2 separate regions of the Homo sapiens genome follow, and region 2 is linked to region 1. The links are chromatin contacts, found by Hi-C in ENCODE. All regions are on one chromosome and are shown on one strand. The core of a region is the stretch at or near the end of the contact, and the rest is flanking DNA. Distances in the headings are between cores, read along the strand shown.

Evidence for each region. A loop is a pair of places that touch in the nucleus more often than their neighbours do. Pooled maps may share reads with other maps.
Region 2: a loop to region 1 is called in a pooled map, with 18 times the contacts of the local background. The contact joins the promoter of AGPAT4 here to the promoter of TFB1M in region 1. A Hi-C loop is called at or near these places in 7 of 50 pooled maps.

What each region holds. Positions count from the first base shown.
Region 1 is chr6:155,309,369-155,316,788 of GRCh38, reverse strand. It overlaps TFB1M (transcription factor B1, mitochondrial), which reads left to right and starts at 2,305. Exons shown (of 7, transcript NM_016020.4): 1 at 2,305-2,493; 2 at 5,450-5,601. The coding sequence starts at 2,361. RefSeq lists enhancers at 1,491-1,540, 2,091-2,140, 1,222-2,212, 2,211-2,530 and a silencer at 1,961-2,040.
Region 2 is chr6:161,268,463-161,275,344 of GRCh38, reverse strand. AGPAT4 (1-acylglycerol-3-phosphate O-acyltransferase 4) reads left to right here and starts at 1,284. Exons shown (of 9, transcript NM_020133.3): 1 at 1,284-1,407. RefSeq lists an enhancer at 6,134-6,428.

The DNA of each region.
Region 1 (7,420 bases), core at 1,056-3,555:
CTGGGGGATGCAGCAACAAGATGCTATCTTGAGGTAAAGAGAGCAGCCTTCACAAGGCAACAAACTTGCCAGCTCCTTGATCTTGGACTTTCAGCCTCCAGTACTGTGAGAAGTACATTTCTGTTCTTTATAAATTACCCAGTCTCAGATATTTTGTTATAGCAGCAGGAATGAACTAAGACACATCTTTGTGAACCTACATCACAGAATTGAAATGAGAATTAAGTAACAAAGGAAGCTGCTTTATAAATAGGTTCAGTTATTGAAGATGGCATGGTATAAACCATCCATAAATTCATATTTAGATCTGGGGACAAATTATCAGGAATCTACAAATTCTCCACGCAAAGGTGTTTCACTCATTTAGATTTTAGTTTGTTTTTATGTTGATGTTAATCTTTTAAAAAGCTCATGTGATTATATTTGGGGTCATCTGAACATCCTCTTTATACCTGTTACACAACGTGTGTGTTCATGGTAGCATTAGTGCCAAATAATTCAAATTCACTTGTTTCCAAGCTACTGAAAACAGATGCAGGCAGACTTAATATGTAGCTTCCATATTCTTCCAAAAGAAAGACAAGCGACAATGGAAAAAAAATTGAACAAAGATTTGGTAATAGTTTGACTCCAGAAAACTAATGAGAACATTCAGTCATTACATGGCACACTGGATCACTGGTAGGCTGAAACTTAAAAAAAAAAAAAAAAGAAAACCTGCCAGTTAGCACTAAGTGTCGTGATTTAACAGTGTTCATCCTTGTCAATTAATAAGACCATTTGTATTGGTTTTGTATATATTTATTGCAATTGTTTTAAATAGTCATATGAAAACTGTAAGCTTATGTTTACACCTAGATTCGTATTTCTATATATTTAGATGTTACAAAATTAACACATATTAACTTAAAAATAATAAGCTGATACTTGAGTGTGGCCAGTGAGATCAGAACTCAGAAAAAACACAACTCAGGTTGTCTTCTCTCTGTACTTTGCTGTCTGACTCTGGGCATTGTCAAATGACCTCACCTCCCCTATTTCTTCACAGCAAACTAAGAATAATAATCTCATTCACATGGGACCATTGTGAGGAGTACGGGAAATAATGAATATAACTGTGAAATAATGCTTTGTCAGGTATACTGTGTTTTGGACGATAAGATATCTGAATCAAGAGTTTGTACTTCCAGTCTACATTTTGATGCCACGTTGGGCAAATCTCCTTACCTCTATGGTAGTCATCACTATTTTTTAAAGCTAGGAGATTATCTCAGTTCCTTTTAAAACAGCTTTTATAGAAGGTGGTTGAGTTTTCCACTGGAATTTCAAAGTACTCCTCATTTTTATATCCATACCCATAGTTGTTTCGTTTTCCATTAGCTTTTTTAAAAACTTACTAATTGAGGAACAGAAACTTTAAAATTCATTTGTGATCAACGCAGCAATGTCCAAACATAAGCAGGGTTAAAACAGCAAAATTCTCCCACCTATCAGAGAAACTTTAATTTTTTTTTTTTTTTGCTTCGTTGTTTTTATCTCGTATAACGGAAAGACAGAACTCATATTTCAGTCTTCTCTCTGTTCTTAGCTGTAATCCTAGCAAATCGAATGACCTCTTTACACTGGCCAATTATTCATCTGCCAAATAATAACAGCCACCACTGATCACGTGGGAGCTTACCCAATGCCATGCGTGCACTATGTTCTGAACGTGCACACCAGGCGATCTCTCTCATTTAGTGCTCACAATTTTGAGGTAGACATTAGCTCCATTTAACTGATGAAAAAACTGAGGCTGAACGAAGTTAAAAACCCATCATGCAGCATCTGCAGAGCGGCGGTTCTAAAAACGCCTCACAGTAAGAAAGAATTGCTAACAAACAGTAGCTTTGCCTCTAAGCACCCGCTTTTCCTCTAATATTCACAGACAGGTATTTAGAACGTTAAAGAGCCGGAAGCCCTTGGGAACTTCAGGGCGGGAGTAAACCGGCTGCACCTCTCAGAGCAACTCCTCCGAAAAACCCCACCCTGTCCAGGCCCCGCCTCGTCCCGCCCTCCTGGGCGCTCTCCCCATAGCCCGCCCAGGAGAAGCCTAGTCCACCCGGCTCTCCCCCGGCTCTCACAGGCGGAAGCCGCCGACCACCCAGCCTGCCCTTCTCGCGGCAGGACTTAGCGCATGCGCTCTCAGCACGCCGGGAATTTCCTGTCCGCGGTCATCGCTTCCGGTGGGATAGGTCTGACCAATGGGGCTGACTCCGAGGCGGGCCTTAGGTCTCGCAGGTTCCTCCCCTGCGCGTTTCTTTCGGAGCGGCGGTGAAGGTCCTGGGTGAGGTAGGGTTGGATGGTGCTTGCCGCGTATCATGGCTGCCTCCGGAAAACTCAGCACTTGCCGTCTCCCTCCGTTGCCCACGATTCGAGAAATCATTAAGTTGTTAAGACTGCAAGCAGCGAAGCAGCTATCACAGAATTTCCTCCTGGACTTGAGGCTGACAGGTGGATGGCTTAGCAGTGCTCCCCGGATGTCTCCCCAGTGTCCGTGGGGGCGTGGGCCGGGGGGTCTTGCACGTCCCCGCGGGCGGGTGTCCAGGCACTGGCGTGCGACGGGCTTTTGGTCAGGTCCTTCGACCTCTTTGTATCAGAACTCCGGTCCCACCGCCCAGGAGACACGTGAAGTGCGTTGATTGCTCACAAAACTCCGCGTTCGGGGGGGTGTAGCCTGCCGGCAGGCTGCATAAATGCCAAGCTCCCTAGGGGAGGAAGGGTTCATGGGTCGTGAAAGGCGCTAGTGAATATTGGAATCTGGGTCACTGTGAAATCAATCATTCTGAAATAGTACAGCACATGCTGACTGCAGTTGCTTTACATGCAGTTTAAAGTTACCAGAATTTAAATTGATGCGAGGATTTTATCAATAACTTGGTGAAAAGAGTATCCCTCGTATGATTCGTTTTTTAAACGTTTACCTGTTCAGTCTAAGCCTCGGGGGCGCTAATATTCATTCATAAGTACATATTACACAAGCAACATTGTGCTAGTGCCGGGGGTAGGATATGGGCGTGAACAAGGCGGTGTTTCCTCGAGGAGCTTACTTTTAGCAAGTTTACATTCCCACACCTAATTGTTTAAAGTTACTTTTTATGAGATATAATTTATGTGCAATAAAATTAATAAGTTTGAAGTGCTCAATTTGATGAGTTTTGACGAATGTATTTATATATTGGTTTAACCACCATCACCATTGCTTAGTGATGTTCTATGAGATGAGGTTGCAAAAATATATTACAAATACGTCTACTAAGTCACGGCTGGAGTACTTAGGTTTTGAGATTTTCATATTTCATTCTATTTAGTCCCACTTCAGAAGTTGAAAAGAGCAGTAAATCACACCCAAAAAGTTCATTTTCACTTAAATGAAGCACACTCCAGAAAACATAAAATGTTTTATTTCTTGGACATGTAGTCTTTATTCTGCCTGTACCAATATGACTTTGGATAAAATAATTTAACTCAAGTTTTCTCTTTTTTTTTTTTTTCTTTTTTTAAGATGGAGTTTCACTCTTGTTGCCCAAGCTGGAGTGCAATGGCATGATCTCAGCTCACTGCAACCTCCGCCTCCCCGGTTCAAGTGATTCTCGTGCCTCAGCCTCCCAGGTAGCTAGGATTACAGGCGTGAGCCACCGTGCCTAGCTAATTTTGTGTTTTTAGTAAAGACAGGGTTTCACTATGTTGCTCAGGCTGGTCTCAAACTCCTGATCTCAAGTGATCCACTCGCCTCGGCCTTCCAAAGTGTTGGGATTACAGGTGTGAGCCACCATGTCCAGTAGTTTCCTCATCTTTTAATTGGAAGAAGGGCCTACTACTTTAAAAGATTGCCCACTCTAAAATTCTTTGGTTCTAGTAATAGCTAGTACCAGCCTTTTCTGCTTGTTATTAGCCACATTCTAAATATAAATCACCATTCTCAGGGCAGAAGTTATAGGTCTGTGTATTTTTTAAAATCCTTCAAATACATTTTCTCATGAGCCTTTATCTTCAGGAGTAAGTTTCAAATTCTAGATATTATCCACTCTTTCTATGGGAACCAGAGTTAACGGAGATGAGGGTACTTAGCTGAGGTTAGAAGCTCAGGCAGAAGAGAGCAAGATTGAAATCCAAGCTCATTGATTTGATAGCGCTTCTTTAATATTCATTTGTATTTCAATGTGCCTGAAAAGTTTGAGAGCAGAGACCTGCCTACTGTTGTAGCTCTCCATTTTAAAGAAGGAGAGTATTAAATTTATTCCATAATGTATCATTCCTGTTCCCTCTGAGAGGCATTGGCTTTAGGATTTATACCTATGTTGAAGTCCATGACCTTGTACAAATAAAACAATAGACAAGGAAACTGAAAAGTTAAGAGAAATGAAATTGGGATAGGAGTCCTTGGTTAACATGTAAGGATTAGGTGAGAATGTGTGTAAATCCATCATAATAGATAAGATGGTCAGTGGATGCTAATTCCCTCCCTGTTAAAAGACTAAACCATTTTTGGATGGCTGAGAAACTAGTTTCCGCATTTTAGCTGACAAAGTTATGTTGTTGAAAACAAGCAAAAATAGGACTGTGAACACCTACAAGAAGTGCTGGTATGTTTTTAGTGACTAAATTTCCACTATCCTAGGAAGACCAGTTCCTTGGATTTCCATATCTCAGAATCACTAAGACCAGCCCATTGCATGTTTTTCCAGATGTGATGACTGGTTGCACAGAGTCAGTACTCTACCTTTTTATGATGTCTTAAGGGCTGCTAACTTGAATTTGATTAATTAAAAAATTAATTTTTCTGTATTAACATGCATGTGTGCAAAGCTTTAAAAACCCTCAACTGCTCAATTTAACTTTTTCCTGAAAATGACTAAGAATTCAAATTTCTGAAAATCTTACGATCTAAGAACTTATTGCCATTGCCATAGTGACCACCACCAAGATGTCTCTAGATAAAAATAAGACTTCAGCACTTTTTGCTTTTGGATTTCACTAGCAATACTGAAGATTCTGAATGTGAAACTAGTATTGCTTATTCAGATATTCAATGTTCAATAACTATAGAAAAGTGCTGCATTCTTATCCAGTCTGTTCTTAGGAGTCGGTTGGTTTCAAATCAGTTTGAAAGGAATTTGCATGGGACAGATGGAAACTACAATATTAGCTAAATTTAAGCTAAGAAACTTTGTCATGATAATCCTGTGTGTGTTAAGGGACTGGTACAGTTCAATGGTGATGTGGTAGCATATTCGATTGCCACTTCATGTTAATTTAGGTAGAGAGTTAAATAGTCAAATAAATATTATACATAAAGGATCAATTGATTGGGTAATGGCTGAATTTTTATAGAAGATTTTTCTCTCTAAATTTCATACGTTGAAATTTGCCAAGTTAATTGAGATAACTAAAACTCTTTTTCCTCTAGATAAGATTGTAAGGAAAGCTGGCAATCTGACAAATGCTTATGTTTACGAAGTGGGCCCTGGGCCAGGGGGAATCACAAGATCTATTCTTAATGCCGACGTCGCTGAACTTCTGGTGGTTGAAAAGGACACTCGATTTATTCCTGGATTACAGGTGAGATGCTTAAAGTGTCTGCTTTAGGAGGCAAAAGCTGAATTTAAATCTTTATGCCATGATGCTTAAACCCCAAGGTATCCAAAGATTATGTAGGTTTTTCCTCAACTATAGATCCCCAAGGCCCCATTCCAGAGATTTTGATTCCATAGTCTGGAGAAATCTGGAAATCTCCATTTTTAACAAGCACTCTCAGAGGGTCTATTGACTACACCTTGAAAAAAACCTGCTTTAAGCATTTATGCTAAACAAATTAATTGTTTTGTGTGATTTTTTTTTTTAAGTCTGCTAATAGCTATGCATGTCGTGGCCCATTCCTTCAAAAATAAATAAAAATAAATAATGGCCAGTAATGACTCATTGGTATGACTTTTGAGAACTTCATTTAGGTTCAAAAAGCATTTCCACAAACAAAAGATGAGTAAGACATATGCACGTTTGTCATCATGAGAGACTAATTATGAAGCTTAAGCATTCTTTTATAAGGTAAATTTTTTAAGTGAAGGAAGGAAGTTGTACTTTTATAGATTTAGGATGAGGTTTAAATGAAATGATACATGCATCTTTAAAATACAGGCACTGTTATTGTATAAGAAATGAGAGTTGAAGGAACTGGGCATGTTTCAACTGGAGAAAAGAGGCCCTGGGTAAGAGTGTATATAGCAGCACATCCAAGGTTGGGGGTACATAGGATAAGCTTGTTTTGATCTTTTCTAAGAAAGAGCTAAAACAAATAGATGGAAATTGAGGGAGGCAGGATTGAGGATTTGAAATAAGGAGGAACTTACTTTTTTTAAAACGCTGGCAAACAGTGAAATAGATTGTATCAGGGATCTTGTAAAGGGATTTCCTCATAGGGGAACACTTAATGTCTTAAAGGCCTTTGATTCCTCCATAATTCTAAAATTTTAAAAGAGTCCTGAACCTTTGGCTCAGATGAGAAGCAATTTATCATGTGACTATAATAGAATAATGTAGTTATCTACGTTATTACTTCCATACAAAAGGACAAATTGATTTTAAACGAGTATATTCTCATACTAACTTGTATATATATTAATGGAAAAATGTTAATTTCTGTCAGAACGGTTTGAGAAGTTGTTTTTGAAAACCTAGAACTTTGTGTGCATGTATCTGATTTTTTTAAGAAACCTAGCAGTTTTTCCCTAATCTTGCTTTATCTAGTTTTTATGCTTTAAAAAATTACATAATATTTCCTTTTATCTAGTTTTACCAGTCTATACTAACAGAATTGGTTTCAGATACTAAACTTTATGTTGAGATAGTCACATGGCACATATTCCTTGATCAAATGTGGAATTTAATAGTGATTTTTGTTTTGAACTGTGTTCTTATTTTAAGAATTATATATAAGTTGGAGGTGGACGTGGGAATATTATTATTTTTGGTGAGATCATGAGATTATAAAAAGAAACTAAATAACTGTATAATCCCCTTCGGGCTTATTCGTGTAGCCCTTTTTGGACATAGGGAATACTCACCTGACTTTTTTGCTCTTAAAAAGACTTCTTGTCCCTCATATCTCACCATTCGTTGGGTTTATTCTTTCTTATTAGGCCAGGGGGTGAACCAGATTTCCATTCATTCCCACATATTCCCCTCTTTGATATGAACAAAAGATCTTTGAAGGCAGATTGTTGAAAAGAGCGACTGCCACCCTTCTCTTCTCAGTTTCCCCCAAACCCATAAGTCACTGCGTTCCTAATTCCAGCCTTGTTTTATCTCATTCGATTTATCATCATCTGACATACTGTATATATGTTCTTCCCATTTGTTTGTTAATTGACTCACCTGTCTG
Region 2 (6,882 bases), core at 35-2,534, 6.0 Mb before region 1:
AAAATCTTTTATAAGCATTACTCTGTGGTCAAATTTATTTTCACATGGATATTAAAACAAGTTATTGCTACAAATGGGTTTCTGTTCTGATCCTTTTTTTGTTTGCCTCACATATCCTTTCTCTTCCACCACATTCTGCTTCACTCTCCCCGTCTCTCATCACAGACAAGAAAAATGCCACCTCCCATAGGACCCACTCCAAACCCTGTTTCCTGAATGATCAATGCCTTCCCCCATCGCAATCAAAAAAGCACTTTCTATTCTGTCTTCATGACACACTGGTTTTGACACTTGCATAGCTGTTAGTAATTCTGCAATGTGCTTGGGCTATTTGTGAGCACATGTATTTTTCCTTTATAGATTATAAACATCTAAAGAACAAGGTTAACCCAGGAGTCAAGTAAATAGTTAAATATTATTTTGACAATGGCTGTAATAGTGGACATTTGAAAGGAATACACCTCAGTATTTTGAAATTGAAATAATTTTCTAGATCCTGGCATTTCTGGACTTTCAACAGCCCACCCTTTTTAAAAATTGTGAAGACACTTTTACTATAAAGGTCTGCCCAGACCCTCTCTGATACACCTGTGTAAATGCCACGTGCATGTGAGCATGCGACAGTACGTGTGTGCACGCCTGTGCAGTGGTAATCAACCATGGTGCTAAGGTTTGAAAACAGAAAATACATCAATCGACCTCCAAGCTTCTTTCATCCCACTTCATAACATCTCAATCTCTTGAGTGCTGAGGCTTATTTTGTTTAAGATGATTTGGACTCTTCTGAGTGCAACGCAATCTCCTTCCAGCACAGCGGACCGAGGAGAGGTGAGGGGAGAGTTTTGAGGGTGGGCATATTGATCCTACGCTTGCTGAATTAAAAATGAGCCAACTGAGGACAATTTCCAGGTTGCAACACAGACGGAGCCGGAGTCTGGGTTGAGGTTAGAGGAGCCGTTAGGGCGCAGGGATGCAACAGGATTTGGGAGAAAGGGGAGAGAAAGCAAGGCCACTTCCAGGGGGCTTTCATTTTTTTTTTATCCTGGCAGCTTCCCGAGCCAGATTTCAAAAGCGATTTCAAACGTGAAGCCAACTGAAGCACTGCCTTACACTAATTGGAAGGGGAAGGGAGTGACTCATATTACACCAGCTCGCTCTTCCCTCTCGGCAACTGCTAACTTGTAGCTTTAAAAGGAAGTGACATGGGTGGGGAGAGACGTCAGCTGAGGACCACTTTTTTTTTTTTTTTCTTCCTGAAGGGTCCACCCCATGGGTGGAGTCTCGCTTTTTCTTTCCAGTGTTGGCTGACTTACAGCTCTTATAAACTAGTGGCAATTTCTGAACCCAGCCGGCTCCATCTCAGCTTCTGGTTTCTAAGTCCATGTGCCAAAGGCTGCCAGGAAGGAGGTATGTGGTCCTGGTGCCGTTCGCAGGCACCTTCCCCGCTGGGTGTGGCTGATGTTTGCATTCCTCTTCCCAGCATATTTTTCTCTCCTGGGCTGGATTTCCTTAGGACCTCTGGAAGGGGTAGGCTCCGGGGGCGGGGGGGGAGTGCAAGGCGGGCGGGGGAAAGGTGCAGGGGGCGCCTGGAGGGAGGCGAAGAGAGGCTCTGCTGGTACAAAAGGACCCTCGCTTTGTGCTGGGCCGGGTGAGCGTCCCTTTCTGGGCTGTGATTTCAAGCTGCTGTTCCTGGCTTCATTTACCCACCCACCCAGCCCCCTCCCGGGGCTAAAGCATTTTCTCTGCTATAGACGAAGCTGGGCGGGGGGTGGTGGTGGGGGGAATGTTCCTATTACATATTGCTCTCTTTTGTGTCATGCAACATGTTCTTCCGTCGCTGACGTTTCTATGGCAACCACAAAAATACTACACAATATGCAGCCCCGATATACATTGATTTATTTGTATTTTGTGTCTAGTTTGCAGCTTTCTGCTCTGCTTCTTGCTTTGGTTTGCTAAAATCCAGCATGGCTTGTGGCTACCCCTCCTCACTTTCATTTTGGTTTTTCCCTATCACAGGAGGGGTGGGGGAGGGGAGTTGTCAAGGAAACAGGCATTGGTAATTACCTCTCTATTTACCTAATTTTCGGCCTATGAATTTCTCCATATCGAGGAATTAAAAAAAGAATGCTTTGATGTTTATGTAAGTCTTCAGTGTCTGGTCTTTTTTTAGAAAACCTAAACACTTCTTAAGATAAGATATTGATCCTGTGGTCAAGCTAAGGGGGAATTAATTCCTTACAGGAGGTGAGATCATTGAAATAAAGTTTTAGAGAGCATTGGAGAATTCGCACTGATAAATGTGATATTGCCTGCCCAGGTTTGCCTAAAAGCTTAAATATTTAAAAGATGGGTCTTTGCTCTCATCTGCACTTATTTAGCTCCAAATCTTAAGTTCAACAAGTATGAGTAACAAATTAACTGCCGGGCAGGATTCTCCGTTTTTCGTTTTCGTGCATTGTTCTTAGATGGATTAGCCACGCTATTCACTCTCTTCAAGGTGAGGGTTGCTAGACTTTTTCAAAACTGTGGAAGGATTAACTCATCTGTGATTAGTCAACGACTCTCAGTTGGAAAAAAAGTATCTTGAGAGAAGGGAGAATGTGTGTGTTTGTGTGTGTGTGTGTGTGTGTGTGTGTTTAGGGAAATGGGAGGCGGGCAGGGAGAACAGGGCACATCTTGAGTTCTACGTTAAAAGGATTCCATCTTCTGAATATTCTCTATGGGGAGAAAAACTGTTATTCAGAAAAAATATGAAATGAGAAAATTATTATCTACTTAGTAATAAGCAAAGTTAATTATAATTAGAATCAAATAACACATCTCTTAGAAAGACATAGCCTCTTAACAGGTACCGGCTAAACTGATGCTTTTATTCAGTACGTCTAAGGAAGCGTTTGATAAGGGATACCATTCTTCTGATGGGCATCCCAAATAATTAGCTTTTATAAAATAGATAAGTAGTAATCCCATTCATGACTCTTAAAATTATCTATAATTTAAGATAAACATGTGTGAAGGTCACTTAGCCCTCATACCTTCCGGCTGCTAAAGCCAAAATCATTACTTATAAACCTTGAGCAACCCTGCCATGTGGAAGCAGGAAGAATGGGTGGTTTCAGTGAGGTTCTGTTTGCTGTGATCCTTATCTAAATATGCTATCATCTATGTCTTATCAAATCTGCTATAAATCCAGAGGTCCTAAGTAATTCAGGTAGAAAAGTTACCTGAAAATGGGGCAAAATAGCATGGCACAAAACAAACCAGAGCCACATGGAGTTAAAGACGAGAACTATTTAAAGGGCATAACACACAGAAAAGTATTACTAAAAAGAATATGACACTCATTTTGAAAAGCACATGTTAGTACACAGAGAAACGGTTGGATTGTGAGCATCTGATGTTTGCAAAGAATTCTGAAAAGCAGCCAGGCTGAAATTACTGTTTTTCCTGTCTGAAAATGGTCCTCAAGGGCAGATTTGCCACATGACCTTCCAAAGCAGATTGACAGCATGTAAATCAAAGTCTGCGATGTCGGTTCTCTTGAGTTTCCAGATTCAAAATTTCACAGCAAAAAGCCTAATGGAATAGAACTGAAAGGAAAAAGAGCAAGACTTCCTCAGAAGCACAGCCAAAACAAAAACAACAAAAAACCCAAACCCAATAAACAAACAAAACACTGTCTGATATTCAGATGCTGAGTAGAGGTTAAAGCAGTTAGCAGCTTTGGCCTAGGGAAGGTAAGTGGAGCTGTGAGTATAAAGTAAACGTAGGGTCCCATGGAAGAGGCTGACAGAGGTGACACCCAGAGGGTGAGTCAGCCGTCATTTTATTGGGATTTTACTGTCTGCAAGGCTCTGCTGTGAAGTTGGTGAAGAAGGCAGCAGTTGTAGTCTGTGCTCTCAAGCTTAAAATCCACCAAACGGGTGGCGAAAAGAAGAGCAGAGCACCCAGCTGGAAGGAAGGGGGAGGCAACAGCCAGTCAAGGAGACGCAATTAGTATGAGAAGAATACTAGAGAGTCTTCATCCTGCTGCTGAAGCTTTATAGGAGAGGAGGCAGACGGTTCAAGGGAAGAAGGAGAGGGTGTCTTAGATAGCAAAGGTGGATGGTAAGAAATGGATCATGGTTCAGGGTTCTTAACTCCAAGAAGGGAGAAGTCAGTCTTTAGTATAGAAGTAGAGCAGGTATACTCTGTGCTGGTTGAAAGCATAAGTAGATGTAAATTGGGGACAGAAGTTTTTCTTAATCAGAAAAAGAAGGACTGTTAGAAGACTGAACAGAAGGCAGAATCCTTCCTAATCCAATACTTTTTTAGCTTCAGCTTAACAACGAAAGGCCAGACTTACACTAGACTTTAAACAGGTATGAAACTGGGGAAGACGCAACCAGGAACTTACCCGGAATGTCATCTTCATAATTCCTGCCATTGCCATTGTTTTAAATTATTGGATGCTCAAATGAGGGTTTGGTAAATGTCACACGTTTTGTGCAGTCTCCTTTATTCTGGAAAGGAGGTCTGATGGTTATGGGACAAAGCCGCATTCACATTTATTTTTTTTTTGAGATGAAGTCTTGCTCTGTCGCCCAGGCTGGAGTGCAATGGCGTGATCTCGGCTCACCACAACCTCCCCCTCCTGGATTCAAGCGATTCTCCTGCCTCAGCCTCCCGAGTAGCTGGGATCACAAGCATGTGGCACCACGCCCAGCTAATTTATTTTTTATTTTTTTGTATTTTTAGTAGAGATAGAATTTCACTGTATTGGCCAGGCTGGTCTCGAACTCCTGACCTCAGGTGATGCACCTGCCTTGGCCTCCCAGAATGCTGGGATTACAGGCGTGAGCCACCGTGCCTGGCCCACATTCACATTTCTGAATGGTGTTTGACCTCTAAATCTTTGGTGAAACGCCTTTCATCACTCCTATTTTGAAATATAATCATAATAATCATGTAACATTTCCTAGAGCTTGGGCAACTCAAATTCATTATTCTTTGTGTGAGAATCAGTTTGGAAAGGAAGCGCTGGAACTCTGAAACCTGGCTTCATGCATGGGCTTGGGAAGGTCTGCAGTGGCTGCCAGGCTGTAGGAAAGAGGAAGCTTAAAGCATGAACTCTTTCTTCAACAGCTGTTTATTACGTGTTTAATAGGTGTCAGGTCCCACAGATGCAACTGTGAGCAAAACAAGATACAGTTTAAATAGTTATAGTTTTCAAATGGGTTTACAAGGGAAACCCCATGACTGGCAGATACCCATTTTCTTCTAATGACTGAATAAGAGGAAATATCTTAAAAGGAGTATAATTTGTTTCAACATTGTCATGGAACAATCCATCTACCTGTCTTCTTTTCCTTGGCACACTCTTGCTCCACAAAGATTTCCCATTGGTTTCATTGTTTGTCGTTATCTTGTTTCTCCGATCTAATTTGCTCTACTTCTTCCTTTGATCCTAAGTCCTACCTTTCAGTCACCATTCCTTCATCCATTCACACATACATGATACATCCATCTGTCCTCTATCCACCCCCAATCCCTTCATTTATTCAACAAATAGTGTTGAGTATCATGTCTCAGGCACTGTATATTATAGATATAGCAATAAACGGGAAACTGGTTTTTCCTTAAAGAAGCTTAAGAACTATCAGGAAGACAATGTGGAGACAGCCTCTAAACCATGGGGGTATGACTTTTTTTGGGGGGTGGGCAGGGTCTCGCTCTGTCACCCAGGCTGGAGGGCAGTGGCGCCATCATGGCTCACTGCAACCTCTAACTCCTAAGCTCAAGCATCCTCCTGCCTCAGCCCCCCTCCCCCAGCAGCTGGGACTGCAGGCGTGAGCCACCGCGCCTGCCCTGGCGGTATCACTTCTAATAGAAGCATTTATTGGCCAATGAAACAGGATACTTCTTTCATTGAACAATTTTATAAATTGTTCACACACAGCATAAACTGTGCTGGGCAGGGAGGGATCAAGTGGTTAGCTGTTGACTGTTGTCCATTTTATATATTTTTTGTACCTTCCATGCTGGTTGAGCATAAGGATGGTAAACATTTGTTAATTAACTAAATGGGAAGAGTGGAATTTCTAACGCAGGAGACACAGAGGAAGAGAAGGCTTGTGTATTCTCTTTCTGAAAGAACAATCTGAGAGAGAGAATCTCTCAAGGTTCCCATTCATAGTGAATTACTCATAGATTTCCAGGTGACAACAGCTCCCCCCACATCGACTCAAAGTATAGCATTTTAAAAAAGAAAAACTACCTGCGTCCAATTACATACCCATTAGTTCACTGAATATCCTCATGTCCTTTGGAGCTGATTTCCCATAATACACTGCAAGTCTCTGTCTTGTTCTGATAAAAACAAGTGGGTTTCAACCCCCTACAGCTTTCTTAATAGTAACAGCAGTGCATCCAGAAACTAGTGGTGGCTCTAGAGACCCAACACGAACAGTGTTGAGACCTCGTTGCAGCACTTTCTCTGTGTTTTCTGATGTCATGAAACTCTTCTTAGTAGAATTATTTTCCCCCACTTAAGTTCCACCGTCAGCCTGGAAATTATATGGACAACATGACAAAGTTCCTCTGGAAAACCACACTCCTCTGCTTGGCTGACCTTGGGAGAAAACATTTAGCAAGTTCTTCTTTTTCTTGGTTATTTTAAACTCAGATGATATCAGCATGAAGCTGTTCCTAATAACTCTGGTTGGCACGGGCATCTCTGCTCTGTTTAGGTTAAACATCATAACTACTTCATGGTCATTTCTGTGTGGGATCCTCCAAGACGAGAGGTGCATTTTGAATTTTATGTTAGTTTGAAGCCAGACACTAAAATTCCTGTAAGGAGAGGGGAACAACACACACCAGGGCCTGTTGGAGAGTGGG